Regions from separate parts of the Homo sapiens genome. Here region 2 is linked to region 1. Evidence: read pairs that join two places in POLR2A ChIA-PET (ENCODE). Cell type or tissue: B cell. All regions are shown on one strand. Each heading gives the region's core, and the rest is flanking DNA. Links, peaks and the distances in the headings are about the cores only.

Region 1 (5,384 bases), core at 138-5,137:
GGTCTGCAGTCTAGCAAACTAGTCAAGGCTAGAGATGCTAAAAATGAAGTTATTCAACTGTACAAAAGTCGTCCTGCTTCACCCTGAACTTCCATTTGGAACAACCTCCTTATTTGCTCTTAATTCTTCCTATAAAAGACCTACACTGATGGTGTGCATAGTCCCAGGTACTCAGGAGGCTGAGGGAGGAGGATTGCTGAGCCTAGGAGTTTGAGGCTGGAGTGAGCGGTGGTCATGACACTGCACTCCAGCCTGGGAAAAAGAGGGAGGTTCTGTCTCAAAAAAAAAAAAATGGAAAAGGAAAAAGACCTACCCAATCCTCAAAGTATACTGGAAATGCCATGACCTACCCCCTCAAAGCCTTTCCTGACTCTGAGGGGAATTTGGATCTTTGTTTCCTTGTAGTTTTATATTAGTTTAACCTCCTAGGATAGTACCTTCTACATTCAATTTGGTTATACCTAACAGACGGAACCTGACACATATGAGTCCCTTGGCTGGGCCTAGAGTTACAGAGATAAAACTCATAGTACAAGAGTCAGTATTGGATAGTGGTAGCCAGAACATGGACTCTATCCTTAAACCGTATAGGTTCAATTCCCAGCTCCATTTCAAATTAAATTTGGAGCCCAGGCCTTGAGCCTTACACGCTTTGTAAAATGTGAATAAATTAGTACCTTTCTCATAAAGCTACTATGAAGGAATGAAGGAGAAAATTTTTGTAAGGTCCCTAACACAAGCCTGACATACACAGTAAGTACTCGAGTCTTTTGATGAAATTAATTGGATTTAAATTGAAAGTCCATTTAAGAGGAACCAGGAAAAAGGCTTGCAGGCTTAGCCTACCAGGGATCTTCCTAGGCTGTTGTTTGTTGAACTCTCCAAGTCAGTAGGTAGAGTGGGTGGAAGTAGGAAAATGACAAAATTTTTTCAGTTTATGTATCACATCCACCCACTCACAGCCACAACTGTCTCACTTCCTCTTTTTCTGTCACCTTAAAAACCAGAGCTCAAAAAACACTGCTTCTTATTGTTCAATCAAAAATAAGGGCGGTGGCATATAGTTTATTTTTTGTTTGTTTTCCATTCTGCATGCATGCATGTAACCAATGGATCCCAGCTTGATTTTCAAGTACACTCTTGGTTGTTTTAGTTGACTGATTAATACTATTAGCTTTTCACTTCAGAGAGAGCAACTAGGGCTCAGTAAGGACAAAGCAGCTCCACTCTGTCCAGTCTAGAAATGGCCTCTCCCAAATGCATTTTTGAGGGTAATTTCTTAGAACCTGCATAATTAGAGGATGTAGCAGCACGAGTGGCAGTGTGATGTAAATAAAGGTAGTCTGGGTTCTAGTCCTACCTCTGCCACTGATCTTCACTGTGTATCATTAAACACATTCTATTCCATCACTAAGCTTCATGTTTTTCCCCTGTGAAGTCAAGGCGAAGGAGGAGGACTCATTGTGGTCTCAAAGGGTCCTGTAGGCTCTGACTTTCTGTGATTTTAAGTATGGATCTAGAATTGGTGGTGAAGGAGAGAGTTGAGTGCCACATAGAACTCTCAGCTCTCCATCCTTAGATACCTGCTTCTTTCTGCACTTTCCTATACTGAGGGATATGACAATCTCCCATGGCTTCACCATCACATGTCTTTGAATGATTGTCAAAGTTCTCCCTCTAGGCATGATCTCCCCTGAACTCCAGTCCTACCTTCTTCACCCTATGAGGACATCTCACTGCAGGAGTCCCATCATCTCTGTTTCCACATGGCTAATCCCAAACTGTCTTCTGCTAAAAATAACCCCTCCCCTTGAACACTTTCTGAGCTCTGTTTATGGCCTTATTGTTGCCCAGGACAGCCATATCTACAACATGAGTAGTATTTATGCTTTCCACTTAGCCATGATTCACTCTGCCACATAACCAAAACCTAGTCACTCTTCTTTCCACAGTCTCTGGCATCCACCCCTTATACTCTGATTTCACTGTCACTGTCCTGCATTTACTCATTTGTTGCAAATCCAGACTGGTACCCCTGCTTCTACTCTTGCTCATCTATATTCTACAATAGAGAAGTAAGGGCAATCCTTTTAAAACACAAATAAGATTGTCTCATCCTCCTGTTCAGATCCCTCCAATTGTTCCTTATCTCAGAATAAAAGTTAAAATCATTTAAATGCCCTACAAGAACCTGCATAATATACTCTCCCTCACCCTTTTCCGTTCCCATCTTATCTTCTCCCAATTTTCTCCTTCACTCCCTCTGCTCCAAACCCACCTCTTTGAACATTCTAGGCATGTTCTTGCCTCAAAGTCTTTGCGCTTGCAGTCCTCCATGCCTGGAATTATCTTTCCTCAGATATCTGCTAAGCCTACTCTCATATTTCATTCAGGTTTGTTCAAATATTATTTCCTCTGAGAATACATGCTATCTCGTTACTCTCTGTATTAGTGTTACATCACTGTCATAACAAATTAGAACAACTTTACTGGCTTAAAGCAACATAAATTAACCATCATACAGTCCTGGAGGTCAGAAGTCTGCCATGAATCATATTGAGCTACAATGAAGATGTCAGAGGACTGCATTCCTTTCTCTAGGGTCTAGGGCAGAATCCATTTATTTGTTCTCTCAAGCTTCTAGAGGCCACCCCTTTTCCTTGACACATGTTTTCCCTTCCTCCATCTTCAAAGTTAGCAGTGTTACACCTATTTGTGCCTTTCTCCCATAGTCACATTTCCCCCTACCTAACTGACTCCTCTGCCTCCCTTTTCCACTTTTAAGGACTCTTGTGATTGCAGTGGACCCACCTGGGTAATCCAAAATAATCTCCCTATGTTAAGGTCAATTGATTTGCAACCTTAACTCCATCTGCAAATTTAATTCTCCTTTGCCATGTAACCTAACTTATTCACAGGTTCTGGGGATTAGTATACGGACATCTTTGGGGGTTTAGTACTCTGCCTATCACACTCTTACACTGTCTATCCCATAGCTCTGCTTTATTTTACTTCATGGTACTCATCAACATTTGACATATTATATACAATATACATATTTGTTAGCTAGATAGACATAATCAAGAAAATCAAATCTTTCTATGAAGCTTGTTAAAATATTTCCCCTTCCCCAAGACAATCATTTTCAACTTTGTTAGCTGTTTTTTTTTTTTTTTTTTGGCCAGTGTTTGACTTCATATCTCTGAATAACATGCTCATATTGCTATTGTTATTCTTAAAAATCTAGCTCTAATTCACTCCCTCACCTCTATTCACCCAAGTCCTGCACATACATATATGAGTATTTCCTGTCTTCATATTCCACAACTTATTATTAATAAATAAATTATTTATAGACAATGTTGGTGGTGAGAGCAAGATTCAGTGTTTATGTTACTGGTATATCATGGCTGAGCCATATAATATATAATTATATAATGATTGATTTTCCTTTTGATATTTGCTTGGTTGTTTTTTAAACTTTTTTCTTTCTATTAAAATTTAAGTTTCATGTCTGTTTCTTTATTACTATATCCCCCAGGACCTAGAACAGTGTCAGAAACATCAAAAGTGCATTATATGCATTTATTCAATACCTATTATATGCCTGGTCTTACGTCTAGGGTCTTGTAAATATCTTCATCATGGCTTCTTTCAAACTACCAACACAATGTCACTAAACACAGAGTTAGGAATAAATTCACACAATCAGCTCTTAGAATTTAAGTTGTCTCTAGTACACCATTGGTTGAAATCCAGTCACCTAAATTTCTGTCTATTCCCTTCCTCTTCCCTGCTACAGAACTCCTAGGGATCCCCAGAACATAGGTTGAAAATCCATGGGTGAATATGACACCTTTAGAGTATAGATGGGAACACTGAGGCCTAGAGAGGTGAATGAACCCGGGTCTCCTAATGCCCATTCCCATGCTCTTTCCACTGCATTATACAACCAATAGTCTAATTAGTCTCTCAGTTTTCTGCTTCCAATTTCCCCATCCTATTCCATTGATATTCTGCAAACAGATTTGGTCCTAAGAAGCTGCTTTCAACCGCAGCAGGCCCCCGTTTCACCATAGAAGTTTCTACGGCTCCCATAGAAGTCTTTAAGATCAAGTCTAGGCATTTTGGCCTTATTTTCAATACCCTCCACAATCTGGCTTAGCTTTTTCTTCTCCTGCCTTTCTAAATATACACCAAGCTAAAGTCCAACTGACTCTCCCTGTTCATCAGAATCATTCTTGCCTTTGATTGCCTCTGGACTTTGGCTCTTTCTCTACCACTTACCTGGAATTTTTCCCCATCCTCTTTGCCTATCCAATGCTAACCAAATCTCACATCCCAGCCCACACTCCAGCTCCTCTAGAAAGCTTTCCTAAACCACTGAAGTCCATAGGGATTGCTACCACTTCTCAACTCCCATTGTACAAAACAGTTTCTGCCATTCCTTTGTCCCTTAATATGTAAGGCCTGTTATTGTTAGTTTTCTTCTAAACCCTCATGTTTATCTTTCTATGTATTTTTAGGTTGATGTTTATATGTGTATTTCTCTGTATATGTATGTTATATCTGTGTTTTTATTTAAGTGTTCATATGTTTATATGCATGTATTATCTACCTATGTCCTGCTTAAGTGTATGAATCTGTGTTTCATTGCTTGTTTTCTCATGTCTATGTGCAGGTCTATGTGTATTTGTGTGTTTGCATGCATATTTTGTGTGTCTGTGCTTACATGTCTCTGTGTGTATATTTTGTGTGTTGTACATCAATGTGCTCACGTTTGTGCTTAAGGCCATATTATATACATATGTATAGCTATACACAAATGTGTGACCATATGTATCTGTGCATTTATGTTTATTTGTAGTACTTATAGGGGTGTGTGTGTGTGTGTGTGTGTGTGTGTGTGTGTGTGTCCTTGAGCAGGGCCTGTGTGGATTTACTCTTTGTACCACTGCTTCCCTCCAACTCAGTAAGCCCAAGGTGCACATACACACAGGAGGGTCTCAGATAATGTTTACACATTGATAAATTTCTCCAACCTGACCTTTCAACCTTTGTCTAGAAAGGTGGGCTATGGGGGTAGAAATAGACACAGAGCCACAGTGACCTCTGAATATTGGGCCTCAAAGGGTGTGAGTCATTTTCTCTGCTGCTCACCCACATTCTGTGAACTCCTACCACATGCACAGTATCATCTCATGAAGCACTGAGCTTGAAAATAAGAAAAACGTGGACCCCTTGAATTAAAGTAACTATCCATCTCTCTCCTCTTCAACCACTTCATCTTTTCTGGCTCATGCCCTGGTGCATGGAGTATCAAAGGTACAATTTTTTGAAACACCAACTTGGATGGTAAATTACACTTCTGTCATTTATCAGTT
Region 2 (5,384 bases), core at 168-5,167, 170 kb after region 1:
CCCCTGCCCCTCTCTCTACAATGGCCCCAGTCTCACCTCTTCCCCTCTCTCAGCCTCCTCTCAGCCCAATTCAATACAGCTTTATTCTCTAGAGCCTTCTCTGCAGCCCCTGTCCCTGTCACTGTGCTGTTGGATTTACACCAGACTCTCTCCCCTCCCCTTTACAGCTCTCCCACAGCCCTTCCCCAGAGCGGTCTCAGGGCCAGAGGCTCTCCCCAGCCCAACTGGGACCAACACATTCCAGTCTGGTGCAGCAGGGTCCCAGGTGACTCATGCCCTTATTTAGCAGGCAAGGAGAAGCCTAGCTGGATGGCCAGAAGGCAGGCTACTGGGAAGTTTGAAACCCTTTAACAGAGCCAGCAGGCCGACCACATCATCTCTGGTCACTGAGCTGTTTCGTGACAGTCCAGGTTGCAGTCCAGGAGCAAGTTGTGCAGTCCAGGAGTAAGTTGTACAGTCCAGGAGCAGGCTGTGCAGCCGTGCTCCAACGCTGTAGGCCCTCTTCTCTCTCTCCCTCTCTCCTGATACCTAGGCCACACTCACTTCCTGGCCTTCCAGGCACTCCCACCAGTCGGGGCCACCGGGACTCTGGGCAGTAGGTTGCCAAAGAGAGCTTTGCAGCTGTGGCATCCCCACCAAAGCTCCAGCTGCAGGCACTGCAGATTTCTCACCTGCTGGAATTGCAACCCTGTGGTGCACACCTCCCCCATCCTTCGGGTGAAGGCGGCACAGGACAAGCCCTGCACTAGCCAGCCATGTCCCAGATCTGGTTAGCCAAGGCACGTGGACACCTGAAACAAGGATCCGAGCAAGGTAAGTAGTTGGGGCCGTAGGAAAGGAACAGGTGGCCATTGCGCTCTATGGCCACCAAGATGCATGCAAGGGTGTGGTGGGAGATAGGGCTGAGGGAGGGAGCACCTCAGGACCAACTCCACCCCTCATAGCTTGGAAGCCCTGCCAACATCCCACTTTCACACCCCAAACTTGGAGGTGTTGAAGCCACCACCAAGGTGCGAAAACCACTTTTTTCTTTCCTGCCACGCCGGGAGAGCGCCCTGCAGAGTCAGATCCTGAGAGAGTAGGCTGCCATGGGCCTCTGTAGAGCTGGAATTCTCCCTAGTCTGAGAGGTGCAGCCTGGGCAGAGACGCCTGAGCCCCCTCTCTAGAATGCAGGTGATGACTCCCTACCCTACCTAACACTCGGAGAGGGCAAGGATTTCCCTCTGCTCCATCCAGCTCCAAGAAGCTTTTCTCCACTAAGCCACAGTTTATTCATATGTCAAATGGGGATACCAAAATCCATGCACAGAGCTACTGTGAGGATTGCAGTCGGTAATGCATGTGAAAAAGCACAACACAGATTTTGGCAGACAGTGTGCACTCACTTTTACTTCTTTCCTCTTGACTCTCCAACCTTTAAATGATAGAATTCTGGCACATTTCCTGCGGGGTTGGATTCTGCACCACCTAAGCACAAATCATGCTGAATTAGCTACCTCAGCATCAGGCTTAGTAGGAAAGTGGGGGTTGGCAGACAAGGTCCAGAAAAAACAAACAAACAAAAAAAAAAACCAAAAAACAACACCAGAGAGGAGAAACCAAGGTGACTGAAGAAATTCAGGAAGAGAAAGAGGCCAAGAAAGTGGAAAGAGACACCAGCAGGGACATAGAATCTGAAAACAAAGTGGAGCTCTGGGGATTTGAACAGGGAAACTACAGGAAAAAAAATTAGACCCCAGAAAAAAATGGGTGAAGCCTCAGAGATCTAGAGAGGATACTAGAAAAACAGATGATGCCACAGGGACATAGGGGATAGGGAACTCCAAGAGACCAAGAAACCCCAGAAACCTAGGAAAGAGGTAAGATTACAGAAAATGGATGAAGCACCAGTGATACAGGGAAGGGTCTCAAAGAAACAGGACTGCAGAAAAGGCATAGAATCATGAGGAAGAAGAGAAGCGTTCCTAAGAGAACAGAAAACTGCAGAAGAATATTAGAAAGGTATTGTGCCAGGGATTTAGGTAGGGGAACATGGAAAAGAGAAAAGCCCACAGGTCTCAGATGGCAGATAGGAGGCAGGACTAGCTTGCAGCTCCCACTCAGACAGACAGAGCAGCATGTGAAGACTCACATCATGAACTTTTGCTCCAAGAACTACCGCAGGAACATACCAGGAAAACTGAGAGAATTCACAGACCCTCTGAAGGAACTGGAGCCACTGTAGGCTCCCTGAGATACCAAAAAACTGAGTCTACTTGCTTTCTCAGCAAGGATGCTGGTGGTCACTCGGTGCTGTTGGGGGTGGGTGTGCACAGTGGGAGTGAGACTGGCCTTTAGAACTGCAGGCTCCTTGGGAGCAAGGTGAGGCCTGTGACTGTCTGATTTCCCCTACTTCCCTGGTTACCAGTATGACTCAGCAGAGGCAGGCATAATTCCCCTGGGACTATAACTCCATTGTCCTGGGAACCACACAATCGCAGTGAGCCCTGCCCAAGGACAGTGTGAGCTCGAGTAGTCCTATCCCTGGCTCCACCTGGTGGTGTTTCTCTACCGGCCTTGGTTGACGAAGACAAAGGACATAATCTCTTGGGAGCTCTGTGGTCCTGCCCACCACCTGAGAAACCTGAATACTAAACCAGGCGACCCCAAGGCAAGTTTCTCTCTATACTTCTGCAGCTGATACACTCTTGAAAGCACTACCTCCTGGCTGGATGCCAACAAACAACCCTCCTAGATTAAAGCAGGAAGAAATAGGAACTCTGAACAGACCAATAACAGGCAATAGGAAAAGGATTCCGTATTTAATAAAATGTACTGGGAGAACTGGCTAGCCATATGCAGAAAATTGAAACTGGATCCCTTCCTTACACCTTATAAAAAAATTAACTCAAGATGGATTAAAGACTTAAATGTAAAACCCAAAACTATAAAAACCTTAGAAGAAAATCTAGGCCATACCATTCAGGACATAGGCATGGGGAAACACCAAAATGGCACATGTATACATATGTAACAAACCTGCACATTGCGCACATGTACCCTAAAACTTAAAGTATAATAATAATAAAATTTTTTAAAAAAAGAAAACGCCAAAAGCAAAAATTCACAAATGGTATCTAATTAAACTAAAGAGCTTCTGCACAGCAAAGAAACTATCACCACAGTGAACAGACCACTTACAGAATGGGAGAAAATTTTTGCAATCTATCCATATGACTGAGGTCTAATATCCAGAGTCTGCAAGGAACTTATACAAATTTACAAGAAAATAACAAGTAACCCCATTAAAAAGTGAGTAAAGAACATGAACAGATACTTCTTAAAAGAAGACATGTATGCATCCAACAAACATATGAAAAAAAGCTCAACATAACTGATCATTAGAGAAATGCAAATCAAAACCACAATGAGATACCATCTCATGCCAGTCAGACTGGTGATTATTAAAAAGACAAAAAAAAATTAGATGCTGGCAAGCCTGCGGAGAAATACTCTGTTGGTGGGAATGTAAATTAGTTCAACCATTGTGGAAGACAGTGTGGCGATTCCTCAAAGACCTAGAACTAGAAATACCACTTGAGCCATCAATCCCATTACTGGGTATATACCAAAAGGAATATAAATTATTCTATTATAATAGAATAATTATAATAATAATTATAATAGATACATGCATGTGTATGTTCATTGCAGCACTATTCACAACAGCAAAGACACGGAATTAACATAAATGCTCATCAATGATAGCCTGGATAAAGAAGATGTGGTACAAACACACTGTGGAATATTATGCAGCCATAAAAAGGAATGAGATCATGCCCTTTGCAGGGACATGGATAGAGCTGGAAGCCATTATCCTTAGCAAACTAACGCCAGAAACAGAAAACCAAGTACTGCGTGTCCTCACTTATAAGTGGGAGCTGAATGATGAGAACACATGGACACAAGTGGGGAATGACATACACTGGGGCATTTCAGAGGGTGGGGGGTTGGAGGAGGGAGATCATCAGGAAGAATAGCTAACGGATGCTGGGTTTAATACCTAGGTGTGGGCTGATCTGTACAGCAAACTACTGTAGCACACATATACCTATGTAACAAACCTGTACATCCTGCACATGTACCCCTGAACTTAAAATAAAAGTTGGAAATAAAAAAAAAAACAAGGAAATCCTTTTTTGTCCCTAGGTCACAAATACATTTTCCTAATTTTTTTTAATTAACTTTACAAATTTTTACTAACTTTACATGTTTCATCTTTAATATTTAGATGTTTAATCAATTTTGAATCCATCCTTGTATGTAGTGTTAGCCAGGGATTCAGTTTTATTTTTCTTAATATAGTGAGCCAGTTTTTCCAACATTATCTACTAAATAATCCATTCTGTCCCGATTAATTTTTGGTGGAACCTTTATTGTATATTAGGTTTTCATTTATACTGATTTTTTTTCTTACTTGTCTGCTTCCTTCAAATGAGAAGATCTACTTGACAGCAGGGACTGTCTGACTTGTATGCTCAGGACATAGCACAGTGCGTAATGCATAGCGAGTGCTCCATGAATATTTCCTGATTGAAATAATAAATAAATGCAGCAACCATAATATTTTTTCTGAGCCTATTAATTGACCGCAACTTGGGATAAAATATTTTCAACTTTAAAGTGAACATTTATGTTTCATGTATTTTGCAATAGCCCATTAAAAAATGGCCCCATTCTCTCCTTTCAGCTAGCTTGTGATCTGAGGAAGAGCACACAATGAAGAAAATAAAGTAATTCATCATTATTTTATTTTCTGAACATCTCCCATGTGCAAAGCCTTGTGCGAGGTATTTTACATGCATTATCTCATTTAATTAAAATCGAGTTGTAAAAATTAGAATGTGTCCAAGGGCATTTATGTCTCTAATAAATTGAGTTTTGAAATGACATATGATATGAATTTTGTTGTGATGAGCATTGGTTTTCAAAATTTTTAGCAGCTGATTAATTTTTATCTTTTAACAAACCCTTAACCAATAGATGAAACAACCAAAAGAGTTACATGGATTCCTCCAGCCATTTACATTTTTGCTGCTAGGTCAGTTGTGAGACAACCCCCCTGCCCTGCCACCAGAAGCCTCAGCTTCTGAGCAGCACAGCATGAAAATCACTGCAGTGAGCAAGAAAGAACTGTAGGTTCCAATGCTTCACAAAACTAAAGTATTAAGACAGGCCACTTTTACTACTTTTCTCCATTTTCTGATTCCTTGCTGCATTCCAGAACAGGGTTCTTTCTTCAAACCCTGGATTCCAGTGTCTTCTGTCTATCTCTAATATGTTTGTCATTTATTTTGTTACTTTGGTAAAATATGAATAACATAAAATTTGCCCTTTTAACCATT

The links. ChIA-PET counts read pairs that join two places held together with the same protein. Peaks named below come from ENCODE experiments on the same cell type or tissue, not always from the same donor. Only the 100,000 strongest peaks of a DNase experiment are listed, where the experiment ranks them.
Region 2: POLR2A ChIA-PET joins it to region 1 with 10 read pairs; 1 of 35 experiments calls an interaction of 5 or more read pairs at or near these places.

The regions. Positions count from the first base shown.
Region 1 is chrX:66,042,651-66,048,034 of GRCh38, reverse strand. No RefSeq gene overlaps it. Among named protein-coding and RNA genes, the nearest start is that of VSIG4, 5.3 kb to the right of the region's middle. RefSeq lists an enhancer at 1,364-1,413. In B cell, for the core only: no CTCF peak of the experiment used is centred there; a DNase peak (open chromatin) is centred at 964; H3K4me3 peaks cover 529 bases; H3K27ac peaks cover 2,157 bases.
Region 2 is chrX:65,869,180-65,874,563 of GRCh38, reverse strand. No RefSeq gene overlaps it. Among named protein-coding and RNA genes, the nearest start is that of MIR223HG, 140 kb to the left of the region's middle. In B cell, for the core only: no CTCF peak of the experiment used is centred there; a DNase peak (open chromatin) is centred at 2,573.